2 separate regions of the Homo sapiens genome follow, and region 2 is linked to region 1. A link is a contact called in ENCODE Hi-C or POLR2A ChIA-PET data. All regions are on one chromosome and are shown on one strand. Each heading gives the region's core, a stretch centred on a gene start or an enhancer-like site at or near the end of the contact. The rest is flanking DNA. Distances are from core to core; before and after follow the strand shown. Region 1 overlaps STMN3 (stathmin 3). Region 2 has its middle 13 kb from the start of ZBTB46.

Region 1 (2,777 bases), core at 161-2,660:
GTCTTGGTGGGGAGAGGGAGATGGGGCAGTGGGTCCCTGCTGACCCCTGAGCCCTGCAGGGGTCAGGATCCTCCCGTGGTCCCTGGGTGTGACTCTGGAAGACACTGGCAGTGCCCGGCCAAGGCCTCCCGCAGGATGGAAGTTGAGGGCCCTGGCTCTGGGTCCTAAGAGAACTCAGCCGCCCCCTTCACACTTTACAGCAAGGGGCCAGGCAGCAGCTTTGGGATGGGGCTTCCGTGGAGAAGTGGGGGATGCTGCAGTGGTACAAAGACAGCCTCCCCCACCGCCATCCTCCAGCTGACCGTCCTCCAAGGCCAGCACTGGGCGTCCAAGGGAAAGAAGGAACTCAGCCCAGAGGGTGTGGGCAGGAGAGGCCTGGAGTCAGGCCTCCACCCACAGCCCCCTCTGGGTGCCAAGTGGGAAGGGTGTTGGGGCTGGCTTGGGAACCTTACCCGCTGCCCTTCCAACACCTGGATCTGTGGGCAGCGGTCCCACAAAATCCCCCTTGGGGCTCCCTGAGGAGGACTTGTGGCTGCCGCTTCCACCAGGGCAGAGGGCACAGGAGGGGCCAGCACTCCAAAGGGCTCTAGGGTGGGTCTTTCAAGGACATCTGCAAAGCCCTGGTGGGGAGGGGCCTGGGCCAGAGGCTCTTTGGAACTCTTGCACTTCTGAGTGGGGGACTGTCCATGCTGCCCACAACCTCTAGACCATGCAGCCTGCTCATGGGTCCCTGGCAGAGAATGCCCACTCCCCAGCAGACTCAGGGCAGGCCCCCAACTGCAGGCTTCCAGGAAGGCCCAGGGTGTCCACCTCACGCCAGGTGGTCTCAGAGGACCCCTGTGCAACCACATTAAGGAAAGCTGCAGCCCCCACCCACCCGCCTGCCAGTTCAACAAGCACCGGCTGCACACGCAGGCTCCCAGGCACCATCACCCCCCTCCCCCGTCGCCCCTCCCTCATGGGGAGCCCCTTCCCCCTGGAAAGACAGCAGGTACTGTAGCCTCGCCTGCTGGCCAGGGGCGCCGGCTCAGAGGACCTGCCCTGACCTGCACGTGCTGACCAGACAGCCCAGCGTAAGGACCCGTGATCCCACGCCACCGCCCTGGGTTTACCACGGTCACCGCCACCTCTCTCACAGGGCCCCCGGGGGACCCAGCCGCGCCCGGCCTGGTGTCTGCACCGAGGGACCGCGTCTCACGCCCGGCGGCTCCTGCAGGGGAAGCCGTGGTCAGCGACTCACCACGAGGACAGGGCAGGGCGGCTGAGTGCGGAAGAGAAGCATGAAGCTGGGGGCGGGGGTGGGGGAGGAGGAACAAAAGTTGCATCTAGACAGAGGTGAACGAAACAAAACCAAAACCCGAACGTGTTCTGTCGCAGGATGGGCGCCGCCCGTCCCGGGCCCTTAGCCCGACATCTCTTCTCGCTGCTCCTTGTTCCTGCGCACCTCGGCCGCGTGCAGCTCCTGCAGGACAGGGGGCGGGAGGGCCTGAGGGCGGGGGTGGCTTGGGGCGACTCCGGGAACCCCCAGGCGCGCAGGCCGTGGCGCCCTGGCACCCGCCCGGCCTCATCCGGGCTGGCCTTCGGCAGGACCCTGACTGAGTTGAGGGGGCGGGAGCACCGGGGAGGCGCAGAGCAAGGCCAGGGACCAAGGACGGGTTTCCTGGGAGCTGGCTGGGCCCCGCTTCTAGCTCGTACCGGAGCCGAGCTTCCTTCAGGGCACTTTCAATATAATGAATTTAGCCATCTATTACTGCGGCTAGTTACTGTCCCGCCAGGACCAGACTCTGGACCTGCCTCGTGCGCTGCTGGGGACGCCCAGTAAACACGGGAGGAGCCCCCGACCCCCACCCCAGCTCAGCGCCTCGGAGTCCCCGGCCCCGCTCTGCGCCCCTCCGAGCTCCGCCCTAGCCCCGCCCCCGCCCAGTGCCCCGCCCCCTGCCTGCTGCTAGCCCTGCCCCCGCCCCGGCCCCTGCCCGCTCCGAGCTCCGCCCCGGCCCCGCCCCGGCCCCTGCCCGCTCCGAGCTCCGCCCTGGCCCCGCCCCCGCCCAGTGCCCCGCCCCCTGACTGCTGCTAGCCCTGCCCCCGCCCCGGCCCCTGCCCGCTCCGAGCTTCGCCCCGGCCCCGCCCCGGCCCCTGCCCGCTCCGAGCTCCGCCCCGGCCCCGCCCCCGCACCTTCTCGCGCAGCCGCTCGCGCAGTGCGGCCAGGTGTGCCTCGCGGATCTCCTTGCTGAGCTCCATCTTGTAGTTGAGCTTCTCCTCCGCCTGGCGGCTGAAGTTGTTATTCTCCTCCAGCGCCTTGTGCAGCACCTCGCGCTCGTGCTCGCGCCGCTCCGCCAGCTGCTTCAGCACCTGCGCCTCCTGCGTCTGTGCGGGGCCGGCGGGCGCGCGTGAGCGGCAACCCCGGGCCCTGCCCGGCCGGACTCCTCCCTGCTCTCCGCCTCCCGCCCAGCGCCCGCTCGCCTCACCTGGCGCCTCCACCTGCCCAGGCCTCGGTGGGCGCCGGGACCCCCGGGCGCTGCCCTGGGAACCCTCGCCTGCCATCCGGCCTGTGGTCGGGGCAGGGCCAGGGGGTCGCGATCCGCCGCCCCCGCCCCCGTCCCTGCCTCGCGCGCGGGTCCCGCGGTCCTGGCTGCGCCCAGGGCCCCCGCCATACCCTGCCGCCACTGCACACCCTGCCCTGCGCGTCTGCCCCTCCAAGGACCAGCAGCAAGAAACCCTAAACTTGTGGGCGGTCTCTGAGCTTTGTCTCTTCCTCGGACATCCGCCCACTGAGCAGA
Region 2 (2,777 bases), core at 197-2,696, 200 kb after region 1:
TGGCCTTGGCTCCACCTCTGATCTGTACCTGTGCACGCCTCATGAAACATGAATGCCAGGCCTGCACAACCTGCTTCTGTTGAGAGAGGTGGCCGGCTGAGCCGCTGTTCGTGGCCCGCTTGGCCGCAGCCTCCGTCTCTCCCACCAGTCCGGCTGCACCACCCACACTGCTGCCCAGCGTCTTCCCCACTCTGGGCTTTGCACCTGCCCTTCCCTCAGCCTGGAACAGCCCTCCTGCCCGCCTGGTGATTCCCAGCATCCGGGAAGACTCACCTCCAGCCCCAGCTCCAGGCCATCATGATATAGCCCTCCCCTCCTGCCTGAGGATCCCACAGGCCCAGACCCCAGCCCTGCCTGCACTTTCTCTCTATCCTTCCCCTTCCCCTTAAAAATATCCCGGGGCCTCTGGAAGTGGAAGGGGTGGGATGGAGGAAAGAGAGCAGGAGGCATCCTGGCTGCCCAGCCGAGGGCTGATTCCCCAGGTCCCATGCCAGTGCCAACCAGCCTGGCTCCAGCACGGTGAGCCCCACATCTGCAGCCCCACCTGTGTGGCTTGTGTGTGCCCCTGAGTCCTGAGGGCTCTGAATCTGTCCTGGCTAGAACTGGAGTTACCACCCGCTGTGGGGCGGGGCGAGTCTCCCGCTGCTCTGAGCACCAGGCTGCACCAGGGAACCCACCTCATGGAGCAAAGCTGCAGAAACACTGCCTTTCTCGTGGGCGTTGTTACCCTAAGTGGGTCGGCAACTGCAAGGTGGACGGTGGGGCGGGCGCCGAGGGCCGCTCCCTGGCTGTGGGCTGTGCTCGCACGTCTTGGATGCCCTGTGGGTACTTCCTTTCTGTTGGGATTTGGGCTCAGGTTTATCGCTGGCTGCTTCTGGGAACCCTGGGGGCTAAAGGACCCTGCAAGACGGCTGGGTTGGAGGAAAGGGGCTTGCCTGGTCCTGGGAGCTGGGCAGATACGTGGGTGGTGAGCAAAAATTGGGAGGGCTTCTCATCTGGGCCCCCCGCCCCTGAGGGACCATCATGGTACAGAATCAGGGAGCATCAAAGGGAAAACCTAGGATGAGGGACTGGAGGGGGACTGGGGACTTGGCCAAGGCCTGGGTGAGGGGGTGCCCTGCCCAGGGGTGGGGCTGCAGGAAGGAGCGGCCATTCCACCTGAGTTGGCCGCCCCTGCCTCATAGCCCCCAGACCCAGGGTGCTCAGAGCTCCCCTCTTCTTTCGGAGCCTTGCGGGAGGCCCTGCTGCTCAGGGGCTGGTGGACACCACCAAGAGTTGGGTTCTGTAGCCCCCACTGCCACAGGCTGGGCGGGCTCTGGCCCCTCCTCCCTTGGGGGGTCCTGGTGCCGGGGTGGTTTTGAAAACCAGAGACTGGAGGCCTTATCAGACCACAGGTTTTCCTGAGGAAGGAAGGGTGGGTGTGGGCCTCCAGGATGGGCGCCTCCTCTGGGTGTGCCCAGCCTGGTGGAGGGCACACATGCACTGCCCATCCCTCCTGGGGGACCCCAGTCCAAGGCCCTGCCCCACCAGAGACAAGCAGACTGCAAAGGCTGGACCCAGTAGCGTGTGGGTCCAGGGCTCAGGCCCAGGGTGGGGTGTGAACTCCCTGAAATCACAGCAGATGCCAGCATCCTCCGGGATAGTGTGCCTGGCTCCCCCAGCCGAGGCTCAGAGGAATTTGCAGCCAGTTCACGGGCAGTTCCACTCCGAGGGATATGTCCAGTGGGAATCTATACTTGGGCACCAAAAAACAAGCAAGAATGTTCCAAACGACCCTTTTCATAATAGCCCCAACCTGGAAAACCCAAATGCCCATCAGTGCTGGGTGTGGCCTGTCATCCAGGGGACAGTGACTGTAGCCAGGAGGAGCCACCTTCAACGCCAGGCACCACCTGGCTTCCACCATGGCCCCTGCTTCAGACAACGGGAAGCAGAGGCCAGAAGCACAGGCAGAGCTGGTGCCCAGCACGGATTAGGTTCGGGAACAGGCAGGACCAGTGCAGGTGGATGGGGTCCATGAATGATGGCCTCTGGGGCATTGGCCAGCAGTGCCTTAGGGGCCACCTGGGTTTGGCAATGTCCTGTTTTCTTGATCCAGGTGCTGGTGACAAGAGGCATTCAGTCTATGGGAATTCAGGAAGCCACATACTTAGGATGAGTATGTTTTTCTGCATGTATGTGATACTTCTGTGATGCTTTTCTGCCTGTATGTGAAACTTCAATAAAAAGTTTCACACACAAGCCAGGCGCGGTGGCTCACGCCTGTAATCCCAGCACTTCGGGAGGCCGAGGTGGGTGGATCACCAGGGTCAGGAGACCAAAACCATTCTGGCTAACACGGTGAAACCCCGTCTCTACCAAAATATAAAAAAATTAGCCGGGTGTGGTGGCGGGCGCTTGTAGTCCCAGCTACTGGGGAGGCTGAGGCAGGAGAATGGCATAAACCCAGGAGGCGGAGCTTGCAGTGAGACGAGATCGCGCCACTGCACTCCAGCCTGGGCAACAGAGCGAGACTCCGTCTCAAAAAAAAAAAAAAAAGTTTCACACACAGGCCTGGCGCGGTGGCTCACACCAGTAATCCCAGCACTTTGGGAGGCAGAGGTGGGCGGATCACAAGGTCAGGAGTTCAAGACCAGCCTGACCAACATGGTGAAACTCTGTCTCTACTAAAAATACAAAAATTAGCCGGGCGTGGTGGCGCACATCTGTAGTCCCAGCTACTTGGGAGGCTGAGGCAGGAGAATTGCTTGAACCCAGAAGGTGGAGGTTGCAGTGAG

What was found. Hi-C counts contacts between places; a loop is a spot of excess contacts on that map. ChIA-PET counts read pairs that join two places held with the same protein, here RNA polymerase II (POLR2A). Pooled maps may share reads with other maps.
Region 2: POLR2A ChIA-PET joins it to region 1 with 14 read pairs in activated CD4-positive, alpha-beta T cell. The contact joins two enhancer-like sites. A Hi-C loop is called at or near these places in 1 of 168 maps with a recorded cell type or tissue (mucosa of descending colon) and 6 of 50 pooled maps. POLR2A ChIA-PET finds 5 or more read pairs at or near these places in 6 of 52 experiments (A549, HEK293T, HepG2 and 3 more).

Annotation. Positions count from the first base shown.
Region 1 is chr20:63,639,936-63,642,712 of GRCh38, forward strand. STMN3 (stathmin 3) reads right to left here. Exons shown (of 5, transcript NM_015894.4): 4 at 2,173-2,364; 5 at 1-1,462. The coding sequence ends at 1,403. Among named protein-coding and RNA genes, the nearest start is that of STMN3, 12 kb to the right of the region's middle. RefSeq lists enhancers at 983-1,741, 2,070-2,777 and silencers at 1,421-1,730, 1,871-2,020, 2,051-2,250, 2,411-2,480. Within about 2 kb of position 1,411, at least 28 of the 41 ENCODE cell types and tissues checked have a DNase peak (open chromatin) inside an H3K27ac peak, as active enhancers do.
Region 2 is chr20:63,843,291-63,846,067 of GRCh38, forward strand. It overlaps C20orf181. Among named protein-coding and RNA genes, the nearest start is that of ZBTB46, 13 kb to the left of the region's middle. RefSeq lists an enhancer at 618-1,295. Within about 2 kb of position 1,447, at least 2 of the 41 ENCODE cell types and tissues checked have a DNase peak (open chromatin) inside an H3K27ac peak, as active enhancers do.